2 separate regions of the Homo sapiens genome follow, and region 2 is linked to region 1. A link is a contact called in ENCODE POLR2A ChIA-PET data. All regions are on one chromosome and are shown on one strand. Each heading gives the region's core, a stretch centred on a gene start or an enhancer-like site at or near the end of the contact. The rest is flanking DNA. Distances are from core to core; before and after follow the strand shown. Region 1 overlaps KDM4B (lysine demethylase 4B). Region 2 holds the start of ZFP36 (ZFP36 ring finger protein).

What was found. ChIA-PET counts read pairs that join two places held with the same protein, here RNA polymerase II (POLR2A).
Region 2: POLR2A ChIA-PET joins it to region 1 with 11 read pairs in activated CD4-positive, alpha-beta T cell. The contact joins the promoter of ZFP36 here to the enhancer-like site in region 1. POLR2A ChIA-PET finds 5 or more read pairs at or near these places in 2 of 52 experiments (activated CD4-positive, alpha-beta T cell and endothelial cell of umbilical vein).

What each region holds. Positions count from the first base shown.
Region 1 is chr19:4,973,126-4,979,729 of GRCh38, forward strand. The region is part of intron 1 of KDM4B (lysine demethylase 4B); the gene reads left to right. Among named protein-coding and RNA genes, the nearest start is that of KDM4B, 7.3 kb to the left of the region's middle. Within about 2 kb of position 4,163, at least 29 of the 41 ENCODE cell types and tissues checked have a DNase peak (open chromatin) inside an H3K27ac peak, as active enhancers do.
Region 2 is chr19:39,405,272-39,411,875 of GRCh38, forward strand. ZFP36 (ZFP36 ring finger protein) reads left to right here and starts at 1,576. Exons shown (of 2, transcript NM_003407.5): 1 at 1,576-1,657; 2 at 2,472-4,136. The coding sequence starts at 1,634. The coding sequence ends at 3,428. MIR4530 (microRNA 4530) reads right to left here and starts at 4,407; the gene lies at 4,352-4,407. RefSeq lists silencers at 1,170-1,619, 4,410-4,469, 4,820-5,139 and enhancers at 1,740-1,939, 1,990-2,627, 2,628-3,266, 3,267-3,904, 4,167-4,757 and 1 more.

The sequences.
Region 1 (6,604 bases), core at 2,913-5,412:
TGGCCTCTTCCTGAACAGTAATGTCCCCAGAGTTGTGGAACGTTAATGTGCTAGTTGCACATACTTTTATTTATTTATTTTGAGACAGAATCTCACTCTGTCACCCAGGCTGGAGTACAGTGGCTAGATCTCAGCTCACTGCAACCTCCGCCTCCCGGGTTCAAGTGATTCTCTGGCCTCAGCCTCCCGAGTAGCTGGGATTACAGGTGCCCGCCACCACACCCTGCTAACTTTTGTATTTTTAGTAGACACGGGGTTTCACCATGTTGACCAGGCTGGTCTCAAACTCCTGACCTCAAGTGATCCGCCTGCCTCGGCCTCCCAAAGTGCTGGGATTACAGGCATGAGCCACTATGCTCGGCCAAGTTGCACATACTTTTACTAATTCGCGTTCAAATGAGCTTAACCACTATATTAAAAAAAAGAAAATTTGTATCTTCCCAAATACTGAGGGGGGAGTGGATTGACGAATTGATGTTTCTTGGTTTTTGGACAAATTAATTTTCAAGCTCACTCCCTGCGTGACTGGCCTGTTCTAGGATGCTGGACTTGGTTAGATCTGGGTCCGTCTATTCCCTCCTGCTCCCTTGAGGAGCTCGGAAAATGGCCTTCCCTGTTGGGGCGGGGAACATGGGAAGTCTCTACCTCCTGCTTAGTTTTGCTGTGAACCTAAAACTGCTCTCTGAAACAAAGCATATTAAAAAAAAAAAAAAAAAAAAACTGGCTGGGTGCGGTGGCTCATGCCTGTAATCCCAGCACTTTGGGAGGCTGAGGCGGGCGGATCACCTGAGGTCAGGAGTTCGAGAACAGCCTGGCCAACATGGTGAAACCTCGTCTCTTCTAAAAATAAAAAAATTAACTGGGCGTGGCGGTGCACACCTGTAGTCCCAGCTACTTGGGAGACTGAGACAGGAGAATTGCACCGAGATCCTGCCACTGCACTCCAGCCTGGGTGACAGGGCAAGACTCCGTCTCAAAAAAATAAATAAGTGGCCGGGCGCAGTGGCTCACGCCTGTAAAGCCAGCACTTTGGGAGCCAAGGCGGGCAGATCACAAGGTCAGGAGATCGAGACCATCCTGGCTAACACCGTGAAACCCCGTCTCTACTAAAAATGCAAAAAAAATTACCCGGGCATGGTGGTGGCCGGTGCCTGTAGTCCCAGCTACTCGGGAGGCTGAGGCAGGAGAATGGTGTGAACCCGAGAGGCGGAGCTTGCAGTGAGTTGAGATCGCGCCACTGTACTCCAGCCTGGGCGACAGAGCGAGACTCCATCTCAAAAATAAATAAATAAGTAAGTAAGTAAGTAAATAAATACATAAAATAAAAAACTGGCCAGGTGTGGTGGCTCACGCCTGTAATCCCAGCACTTTGAGAGGCCGAGGCGGGAGGATCACCTGAGGTCAGGAGTTTGAGACCAGCCTGGCCAACATAGTGAAATCCCATCTCTACAAAAATACAAAAATCAGCCGGGCATGGTGGTGGGCGCCTGTAGTCCCAGCTACTCGGGATGTGGGGGCACGAGAATCTCTGGAACCTGGGAGGCAGAGGCTGCAGTGAGCCAAGATCACACCACTGCACTCCAGTCTGGGAGACAGAGCGAGACTCTGTCTCCAAAAAAAAAAAAAAGAAGGTAGTCAAAGGAGTAAAAACCAAAACAAACAAACAAACAAAAGATTTTCCCCTGCTCAGAACCTTCCGGTGACTTCCTGTTGCCCTTGGGAAAAATTCTGGGCCCTTTCGCGTGGCCCCTTCGCTCTGTCATCTGTGGCCTTGTCCTTCCTTCCTTTCCTCCCTTTCTTCCTCCTGCACCTGCTCCTTTCCTGGCACAGCCGCCTTCCCTGCCCGCCCTTCCCTGCCGCAGGACCTGTGCACTTGCTGTGCCCGCTGCCTGGTTCTCTTTCCACCCAGCCGGCTCCTTATCACTCTAGTCACTTCCCTTCCCTACTTCTCCTCCTTTGCATGTCACACGATCAGAGCTGGGTATTAGTCTGTTTGTGTATCTGTTTGTCTCATCTACTAGGGCAGGGGCTTTTTCTGGAAGGGCCGGAGAATAAATATTTTTGGCTTTGTAAGCCAGAGGTCATCTCTGTCCAGACCACTCTGCTTTGCCGTTGTAGCAAGAAAGCTCCCGTGGGCGAGTGTGCCTGTGTTTCAGTAAAACTTTATTTATGGACACAAACGTGAATTCCGTGCAATTTTTACATTATAAGACATTTTTCTTCTTTTGCTTTTTTTTTCCTCCAACGACTAAAAAATGTCAAAACCATTCTTAGACTGCAGGCTGTACAAAAACAGGTGGCGGGCAGGATTGAACCTGTGGGTTGTAGTTTGCAAATACCTGGCTAGGGTGTGAGGGCCACACTACGGAAAGCTATGGAAACCATGTCAGCCTCACGACCCCTAGAATGTACGGCAGCTCCTTAGACGTGGTGGGTGTTGAGTGGACATTCCTTGTTGAGTGAATGAATTTTTTTTTTTTTTTTTGAGACAGAGTTTTGCTCTGTGGCCCAGGCTGGGGCGCAGTGGGCTGATCTCGGCTCACTGCAACCTCCACCTCCCGGATTCAAGCGATTCTCCTACTTCAGCCTCTTGAGTAGCTGGGATTACAGGTGCATGCCACCACGCTCGACTAATTTTTGTATTTTTAGTAGAGATGGGATTGCGCCATGTTGGCCAGGCTGGTCTCCAACTCCTGACCTCAGGGCATCCGCCTGTCTTGGCCTCCCAAAGTGCTGGGATTACAGGCGTGACCCACCGTGCCCAGCCTGAGTGTGAATTTGTATCTTCCTAACTTCAAAGCATTTAGAGTCATATTCTAGCCTTAAAAAAAAAATGGGGCATGGCCGGGTGCGGTGGCTCACGCCTGTAATCCCAGCACTTTGAGAGGCCGAGGCGGGTGGATCACCTGAGGTCAGGAGTTCGAGACCATCCTGACCAATATGGAGAAATCCTGTCTCTACTAAAAATACAAAATTAGTTGGGCGTGGTGGTGTATGCCTGTAATCCCAGCTTGTTGGGAGGCTGAGGCAGGAGAATCGCTTGAACCCTGGAGGCAGGGGTTGCAGTGAGCTGAGATCACGTCACTGCACTCCAGCCTGGGCGACAAGAGGGAAACTCAGTCTCAAAAAAAAAAAAAAAAAAGGTCATGGGTCATTTCAAGGATCCTTAAAACTGCAGGAATGTGAGAAAATGCGATGCTGACATCCACCCAGACAGCCTCACCATAAAGGAGGGAAAAAACAGCTACAAACAGTGTAGGTGGGGGGAACGCTTCGCTGTTTGAGACGCCAGACTCTCTTGCTCTGGGATTCACGCGGCTGCCTTTCTGTTACAGCTCACCAAGCGTCAGAAGCACGTCGAGCCGTGTACTCGGCCCAAGGAGTTCAGTGTGACCTGGCAGGAACTGAGGGTTTGTTTAAAAGGAAGACAGCATTGCACAATTTCACAAGGCTTTTGTTTTGTAAGCATCGGAACTCTCCTCGTTACCAGTGCTAGCGCCCCCGATGGGAGGGGCAGGGGAGTCGCAGATGGTGGTTTCTGCTGTCCCTGAGCACAGAAAGCCTCATGAGGGAGGTGGCTTATCCAGTGCAGAGCTCAGCTTTGTAGAGTGAGTGGACAAGTGCCCGTCGGTGGCCATCGTGCGGTCAGTAGCCGAGTGGGGGACTGTGCCCGGCCACACTTCCTTTGTCTCACTCTTCTCCTGGCTGACAGGCATTTTCTGAGCCAAGTAGGTCTTTGGCATCTTAGATTTGGGCCTGTCCCAGGAACGTTCTGACTTGTCAAGAAATCGTACCGTTAATTTACGGTCATGCTTTCTTTCCTTGATTGAAATAAACAATCTGGAGAGGCTTGCTCAGAATTTCTTGGCTTTCAAAAGTTGCCTGTCTTTTTTTCTTTTTCTTTTTCTTTTCTGTTTTTTTTTTATTTTTGCTTGCCCCCTCTCTCTCCCTGCTTCTCTGGCTCTTCCTCCCTTCCCTCTTTCTTTTCTTTCTTTATCCACCTCAGTGATCTCAGCAAACACGAGGGGATGGATGACAAGTTTGCGTCCAGCCATCTCCGCCCTGCTGGCAGGCTGTGCCTCTTTGGCGGTGGCCGAGCGCGAAGTTGCTCTGTGGCTCTGGACTGGGATCGTGTTTGTTCAATGGACAAAGGCTGAGAATCCCGAGGCCGACTGCCCAGTGGCTGCTGCACCTCAAGACCCCGAGGGCTCTCAGGTGCACAGTGACAGTCACTCACGCAGACCTGGCCCCGTTTGCTGGTAGGCGCGACCACCGTTGTGTTTTTCAGACAAGCCTGGGTGACTTGCTGTGAAAACGTCAGCTGAGGGCACGGTGGCAGGATTTCCCCCTGCATAGACCTCCCGTCAGCATTCATAGCTGGACCCAAGTGCTGGCACCTTCCGAGCCGCCGGCAGTGGCGGTGGGCCTGTTTGCGTTTTTGCGGCTGCCCTAGTCTCCAGGGAGAGAGCGTGGAGACAGACGATTTGTATGAGATTAGCCGGCCGTGGATTCAGAATCGCTCTTTGTGTGATGGGTCCCAGGGGTTCCTTTTGACCACAGAGCCAGCCTGAAACTACCCACGGGTGCTGTGGACCCCTTGATCATGGCGGGATGGAAATGGGCTGTGCCCTCAGCCGGGACTCAGGACTGCAGCATGTCTGGGCAGCAGCCTGGAAGCTGGCCAGCCTCGGCGCCCTTGGGGACAGCCCTTGACACTCTGGCTCGGTGCCCTGAGTGAGGGGGCGCCACCCTGGGCTCCCTGGGATGCGAGCAGGACCCAAGCCAGGCTGCTGGACCGGGACAGTCGCGTCATGTTGCTGTTGTCCCCTTCCTGCAGCATCTCCATACTCTCCTAAAATCCCATCTGTCAGACAGTGTTGGCTGTAGGCAGAGCGGGCCTCCTGTCTTGCAGTCGGGCCGCGTGGATCTGATTGTCTTGCTCAGGAGAGAGAGAAGATTGCCGTCCCTAGCATGCACTTGAGTCAAGCCTCTGGAATTTCAACTCCTGCTCCCTGCTCTATTCCAACTGCTTCCCCCAGGAAGGGGGGACGAGGCGGAGGAAGTCGTTCTCTTGACACCCCTAGAACATAAGGCATCTTGGCCAGGCACAGTGGCTCACGCCTGTCATCCCAGCACTTTGGGAGGCTGAGGAGGGTGGATCACCTGGGGTCAGGAGTTCAAGACCAGCCTGGCCAACGTGGTGAAACCCCATCTCTACTAAAAATGCAAAACTTAGCCGGGCGCGGTGGCACGTGCCTGTAATCCCAGCTACTCGGGAGGCTGAGGGAGGAGAATCGCTTGAACCTGGGAGGTGGAGGTTGCAGTGAGCTGAGATCACGCCACTGCACTCCAGCCTGCACAATGGAGTGAGACTCTGTCTCAAAAAAAAAAAAAAAAAAAAAAAAAAAAAAAGAACATAAGGCATCTCATGTTACTGTCTGTCTGGGCTGGAATTGGTGGAAGCCACAGAATTTTTTTGGCCCCTCTAGCCACGGGTGTCCTGCGTACCCCAAAGGCAGAGCAGAGCCTGCTTCTCAGCTAGAGCCTGAAGGGCAGCTGCCGTTCATCAAAACAGCTCCTGTGCAATTCTGTGCCTGTCGCTGGCTCAGGGGCGCGGGAGGAGGGATGGGCTGCAGCGAGCGGGTGTGGTCAGGCCCAGGCTGGTGCGTGGTCACTGGGAGCTCGGGCAGCATGGCTGTCACTGTAGCCACACCCTGGGTCCCTCTGAGTGGGTTTGCATTGTCCAGCTCCGCGTGAGAGTTGTCAAGTTCATGCGTGCCTGGTCAGGGGCGCAGGGTGGCCAGATGACCAGTGTCTCCTGCCCGCAGGGCCTCTTGGTGGAAGGAGATGGAGAATAACTGCCAAGAGGGGTAGAAACCAAGCCTGGAGGCCGGATGGCTGTAACCCAGCACTGTGGGAGGCTGAGGTGGGAGGATCGGTGGAGGCCAGGAGTTCAAGACCAGCAAGGGCAACATGGCAAGACCCCATCTCTACAAAAACTAGAAAAAATTTGCCAGATGTGGTGGCTATGTCTGTAGTCCCAGCTACTCGGGAGGCTGAGGCGGGAGGATTGCTTGAGCCCAGGAGTTTGAGCCTACAGTGAGCCATGATTACACCACTGCACTCCAGCCTGGGCAACAGAGCAAGACCATGTCTCAAAAAAACCCCAAAAAACCAAGCCCAGGGAAGCACAGGGCAGTGCAGTGCGCCGGGAGGCTTCCCATAGGAACTGCTGTTTGCGCAGAGCCTTGTCCATTGTGGGAACTGTCACAGATGACTGTGAGCTTGAGAGCAGAGGAAGTAGCGAGAGGAACTTGGGGGTGTGGCCTGGGAGATCTGAGAGGGGATGGGGTCAGGGTGAAGCCCACCTGGCATGCTGGAGGCAGCTGGGCACCCAGGCTCTGGGGTGTCTCTGGAGGTGTTACCCGAACCAGTGTGATCATGGGGACATGAGGCAGCAGGCAGCCCCGTCCTCGAGGAGCTCAGAGTCTAGTTGGCAAGTCTAGAAGCCATTCCTGTCACCAGGGAGGGCCACCTCACAGTTGCCCAACTATTGGCGTCAGTGTGCTGGCCAGGTTCTGAATTTTCTAGGACAGCCTCCCTT
Region 2 (6,604 bases), core at 326-2,825, about 34 Mb after region 1:
GCTCATTGCAACCTCTGCCTCCTGGGTTCAAGCGACTCTCCCACCCCAGCCTGCTCCCTCCCCGCCCCCGAGTAGCGGGACCACAGGGTGTGCGCCACCACACTCAGCTAATTTTTGCATTTTTGTAGAAATGGGGATTCGCCGTGTTGCCCAGGCTAGTCTCAGACTCCGAGCTCTAGTGATCCGCCTGCCTTGGGCGCCCAAAGTGCTAGGACTACAGGTGTGAGCCGGGCAGGAGAGTAACTTCACTTTGGTTTCCTCCTGCCTTAAATGGGCATACCACCTGGCATTAGGATTAATGTGCGTAAAGTACTTAGAACTCAGCCCAGGTGAGTTCTCCTTAACTCAGCCTAGAAGAGATCATCCGCCCGAGGGTGAGGGGGCTAGAGCCGCCCTGTGAATTGGGAAAGGAGGCCCCTTTTCAGCCTTGCCAGGTATCCTGGACCCCACCCAACCCACTCACTCACCCACCCAACCCCAGCAAGTGGGGAGAGGGAGAGCAGTCCAGGTCTCCTTATCTGTCTGGGCTGTTTAGGAGTGAGACCACACAAGGCAGGCAGTTCTCAGAGAATTCCCCTCCAAGGCCTGCTGGCTCTTTCTTGGCACTTTGCTCTGCAGATTTCTTTCCGTAAGTGCTTATTTCTCACAGTCTTTCTCCTTTTTGTCCAGTTTCTTTTTCTTTTTAATTTTTTTAAATAGTATTTTTTGTAGACATGGGATCTCACTGTTGCCCAGGCTGATCTTGAACTCCTGATCTCAGGTAATCCACCTGCCTCATCCTCTGAAAGTACTGGGATTGGCCGGGCTTGGTGGCTCACACCTGTAATTCCAGCTCTTTGGGAGGCGGAGGTGGGAGGATCGCTTGAGCCCCGGAGCTGGAGATTAGCCTGGGCAACATAGGGAAACCCCGTCTTTCAAAAAAAAAAAAAAAGAAGAAGAAAAAGGAAAGAAAAACACAAAAAGTGCTGGGATCACAGGTGTGAGCCACTGCGCTCAGCCCCTTTCTGTTTCTTTTTGTGATCCTCCCAACCCTCTTCTCCCTCTGAATCTGTCTCTGGGACTGTCTCTGTCTCCCCGTCTTCCCTCCCTTCCTCACCCTGTCTATCTCTCTCTGTATGTCTCTTGGTGTGTGTGTCTCTCTCGATGTTTTTCTCTCTGCCTGTCTGCCTGTCTGTACCCCTCTGCGTCTCTCCCCGCCCCCATCCGTCTGTGTCGCACGCGCACCCCCATCGGGCTTCTGCTCTTGTCAATTGCCCCTGGGGCCCTGCCCCCACCTCCGCCCCAGTTTCCTTCTACAAGCCTCAGTCTCCAGCTTTGAAAACTGGGCAGGCGTCCCCCCATCCGCACCCCCACCCCTTCCCCACGCATTCCCCGCTCGGTCACGGCTGTCCACCGGCCAAGCTCAGGCGCGTCCTGGCCCAGGGCCGGGCGGAAGGGAACCAGTCCAGGGCCAGCCAGGCTGCGCCGGGGGCGCGCGTCCGGGAAGCGCCCCTCCTGCCCCGCCCCCGGCCCCGGCCCCGGCCCCGCCCCGTGCTTGCAGTTTCCTATAAGTAGCCGGCTCTCGGTGCCAGCCTCAGCCTGACTTCAGCGCTCCCACTCTCGGCCGACACCCCTCATGGCCAACCGTTACACCATGGATCTGACTGCCATCTACGAGGTGAGTCCCCGCCGCACGGCATCCCCGGTACCTGCATGCCTGAGTCCGAGTCCCCACCTCTCTAGCGCCGCAAACTCCAGCCCGGGACGCTTGCCTCCCTTCTCCAACTGGGGCTCCCTAGCGCCGCGCCCTCCAGCCTGGGGCCCCTGCCTCCCGCTCAGACCAGCTTGGTGATTTGGAGGTGAAAATGGAACCCGCGACACCCGGCTCTTCGCTCAAACATGGGTGGGGCGGCCCATGCAAGTGGAAAGTCGGAGAACTTTTCTCAGACCGAGGCTGCCTGGAGGCGGAAGTGGCCCCCATACCTGGCTCACCCCTAGTCGTTGCTGAGGGCGTGGTTTTGCGCGGAGGCGTCTCTGGGGCTGAAGTCTCAGGGTGGGGGGATCCGACTTCTGTCTCTCCAGTCCCTGACCGTAGAGACAGAGAACCCTAAAACCGAAGCAATCCGGACTTCCAGGTCAACTTTGCCCGGTTTCTCCAGTTGTGAAACTGGAGATCCCGACGCGTGGGTCATATCCGGGGAGGACAAGAGACCCAAAATTGGGAAACAGTGGTGCGCCCTGACTTCGGGGTCCCCCTCTTGGTCCAGCCGGGGAAGCCGGGATTCCTGGGTCCCTCGGGATAAGGCCTCGGTGGTGGGTAAACTCAGAACCTCCAACTCTGGGTTCCTGGCATCCGGAACCCAGGGGTTTCTGCGGGCGGGTGGGGCTCAGGCGGGGAGCCCACAAACCGGCCTGGCAAGCTCTAGTTCCCTGCAGCTGGGGTGGGGCGTCGCCCTGCATTTTCAGGTGCCTTAACCGACCCATTTCCGCAGAGCCTCCTGTCGCTGAGCCCTGACGTGCCCGTGCCATCCGACCATGGAGGGACTGAGTCCAGCCCAGGCTGGGGCTCCTCGGGACCCTGGAGCCTGAGCCCCTCCGACTCCAGCCCGTCTGGGGTCACCTCCCGCCTGCCTGGCCGCTCCACCAGCCTAGTGGAGGGCCGCAGCTGTGGCTGGGTGCCCCCACCCCCTGGCTTCGCACCGCTGGCTCCCCGCCTGGGCCCTGAGCTGTCACCCTCACCCACTTCGCCCACTGCAACCTCCACCACCCCCTCGCGCTACAAGACTGAGCTATGTCGGACCTTCTCAGAGAGTGGGCGCTGCCGCTACGGGGCCAAGTGCCAGTTTGCCCATGGCCTGGGCGAGCTGCGCCAGGCCAATCGCCACCCCAAATACAAGACGGAACTCTGTCACAAGTTCTACCTCCAGGGCCGCTGCCCCTACGGCTCTCGCTGCCACTTCATCCACAACCCTAGCGAAGACCTGGCGGCCCCGGGCCACCCTCCTGTGCTTCGCCAGAGCATCAGCTTCTCCGGCCTGCCCTCTGGCCGCCGGACCTCACCACCACCACCAGGCCTGGCCGGCCCTTCCCTGTCCTCCAGCTCCTTCTCGCCCTCCAGCTCCCCACCACCACCTGGGGACCTTCCACTGTCACCCTCTGCCTTCTCTGCTGCCCCTGGCACCCCCCTGGCTCGAAGAGACCCCACCCCAGTCTGTTGCCCCTCCTGCCGAAGGGCCACTCCTATCAGCGTCTGGGGGCCCTTGGGTGGCCTGGTTCGGACCCCCTCTGTACAGTCCCTGGGATCCGACCCTGATGAATATGCCAGCAGCGGCAGCAGCCTGGGGGGCTCTGACTCTCCCGTCTTCGAGGCGGGAGTTTTTGCACCACCCCAGCCCGTGGCAGCCCCCCGGCGACTCCCCATCTTCAATCGCATCTCTGTTTCTGAGTGACAAAGTGACTGCCCGGTCAGATCAGCTGGATCTCAGCGGGGAGCCACGTCTCTTGCACTGTGGTCTCTGCATGGACCCCAGGGCTGTGGGGACTTGGGGGACAGTAATCAAGTAATCCCCTTTTCCAGAATGCATTAACCCACTCCCCTGACCTCACGCTGGGGCAGGTCCCCAAGTGTGCAAGCTCAGTATTCATGATGGTGGGGGATGGAGTGTCTTCCGAGGTTCTTGGGGGAAAAAAAATTGTAGCATATTTAAGGGAGGCAATGAACCCTCTCCCCCACCTCTTCCCTGCCCAAATCTGTCTCCTAGAATCTTATGTGCTGTGAATAATAGGCCTTCACTGCCCCTCCAGTTTTTATAGACCTGAGGTTCCAGTGTCTCCTGGTAACTGGAACCTCTCCTGAGGGGGAATCCTGGTGCTCAAATTACCCTCCAAAAGCAAGTAGCCAAAGCCGTTGCCAAACCCCACCCATAAATCAATGGGCCCTTTATTTATGACGACTTTATTTATTCTAATATGATTTTATAGTATTTATATATATTGGGTCGTCTGCTTCCCTTGTATTTTTCTTCCTTTTTTTGTAATATTGAAAACGACGATATAATTATTATAAGTAGACTATAATATATTTAGTAATATATATTATTACCTTAAAAGTCTATTTTTGTGTTTTGGGCATTTTTAAATAAACAATCTGAGTGTAAGCTGGGATCCTGGCTTCTTCGCGGTCTAGAGACAGGAATGGAGAGGGAGGGGGTGACTTTTTGGAAGCTGGGTGCAGTTAACTCTTCCTCTCCGAGCCCCGCGGCGCTTACCTGGCAGGAAGTGACGTCACCGGGCCTGGCCGTTCACCTGAAAGGGTGGGACCAGGTGAGGTCACCAGATGGGAACCGGGGGAGCCAGTTCCCGGGCGTCGGGGGCGCCGCGCTCCCGTCCTGCTGGGCTCCTTGACCCAGCTTCGGGCGGGTGCGGTCGGGGACGGGATGTTTCCGTCCCCACGGGGCCGCGGGAGGCGGGAGGGGCCGGGTGGGGAGGACGGAATGTGCTGGGGCGCGCGCCCAGAGCGAGCGGGGGCGGGCGCGGGGCGGGGCAGCCTGGGGTAGCGGAACCCGTTTCGGGACTAGAGGTTCCGGGGGGGCTTCGACACCTTCTGGATGTTGGGGAAGCGGGTTTAGGGTCTCAAGAGGCTAGGATCTCAACATTTGGGAGTCACAGGTTGCATCCCCTAGCGCTTTAGACTCTAGACCCCTGGTGGCTCGGAGTTGCAGATTTCTGGCCACCCGGGACCCTGGAGCCCGGGAATTACCGGGTCTTGGCATTTCCGAACCTTGGAAGTCCGAGGCTTCGCACACCGACCAGGGTCGGCCCCGCGAGGCCAGGGCGTGTGGGTAGGGGCCGCGCGTCTAGGAGGGGCCCCGGGGGAGCCGCGTCTTCAGACCATACAAGGCCAGCGTCGTCGGGACCAACCCCGGGGCCCCGCGCCCGGAAGCCGCCCTGCGTCAGCGCCTGCGGCTCGGCCCTGCCGCCCAGCCTTCGCCCCCTGCGACCCCTCTTTTTTCTCCTTGCCCCGCACTCCTCCCTCCTCCCTCTCACTTCCCTCTTCTCTCCTTTCCCTACCCTCACCCTTCCTCCTCTTTTTCACTTCCTCCTCTGCACCCTTCTGCCCCGCCCTACACCCTTTGCCTTCTGTTCTTCTCTCCCCCTCCAATTTGTCCCCTCCCTCATTACTCCTCTCCCACTTCCAGCCTCCCCATCCTGCCGTCTCTTACCCCCTTTCTCCTCCTTCCCGTCTCCCTTCTCTCCCTTTTTCCGTCCTTCTTTCCCTCTCCACCCTTTCCTTGCCCTCCCACTCCCCATTGTCCTCTTCCCCTCCTCCCCCTAGCCTTACTCCTTCTCCTCTTCTCTCTCCCTCTGAAGCCCCTTTCCCTCCTCTCCCTTCTCTCTACCCTCCTCAAGCCTCCCTCCTGCTCTCAGGCCTCCTTGGCCCACTCCCCTTGCTCACTGACATTTGGTCTCCTCTTCCAGGAAACTGCTTCCCTTGTGGGAAAGGGCTCAGGCCCTAATAAGTAGAAGAGGATCAGGCGAGAGGGAGTCAGAACCCCTGAGATGCAAAGGCAGCAGAGGGGCAGAGACCAAGAGCAAGCAGTGAAGAGACATTTGCAGAAACAGTCTTGGAGACTGAAAGAACAACATCTCTGGTCCTTCCTTTAGCCAGATCTGATTCTCTGCCCCTTCCCCAAAAAATCCCTCATATAAGAAAACGGCACTTCTCACCATCTACCAGGGCTTAAGCCAGACACCCAGGAGTATCCCTTGACACCTTGTTCTCAAATCCACACCCCAGTCCAACAGCAATCCTGTCTGATCCACCTGCAAAATAGATCCACTATCCACCTGCCCCCACCATGACCCCCACCCTGGTCCTAGCCAACATCGTCTGCCATTTGCATCTTCATAGCAGCCCCAGCCCCAGTCTCTGCTCTAGCCCCTGCCTTCAGTCTCTCCTTTCTCCACTCCCCCACGAGACAACCAAAGGAAGCCTGTTATGAGACCTGAGTCAGGTCACATAAAAGTCAAAGTCCGAAGTCCTCCCCACAGCCCACACAATCTGGCACCCATCGCTTACCCTCCCCCTTGGCCACTCTGCTCCAGCCACACTGGCCTCCTAGCTGCTCTACCAAGTCTGGTCTGCTTCATCCATAGGAGCTTTGCACTAGCTGTTCCCTCTGCCTGAACACTCCCCTGGTGTCCCCATGGCTCACTCCCCTCCTTCATGTCTCTGCTCAAAAGTTGCCTTCTCTGTGAGATCCTCCCTGACCACTGCTGTTGCAATCCACACCCCACCTCCAACTACCCCATCCTCCCTACCTTGCTCGACTTTTTCCATGACATTTATCATCACCACCTAACATTAAAATGTACTTAATTCTTATGTTGACAGCAATCTGCCTCCCCACTAGAATGTCGCGTCCTCAGGGGCAGGGACTACTTGTTCACTGCTGTATTACACACAGCTAAAGGAAGCCAGGCATAGTGAATGTTCAATATTTATTGAAAAAACAAGTCGACTCAAAAACATAGTTTTCCTTTTCAACAGAGGTCGAAAACTCCAAGACAGATAGCTATGTTCATCTGTAAAGGAGGCATTAAAAAGACAGAGAAATACAGAGGA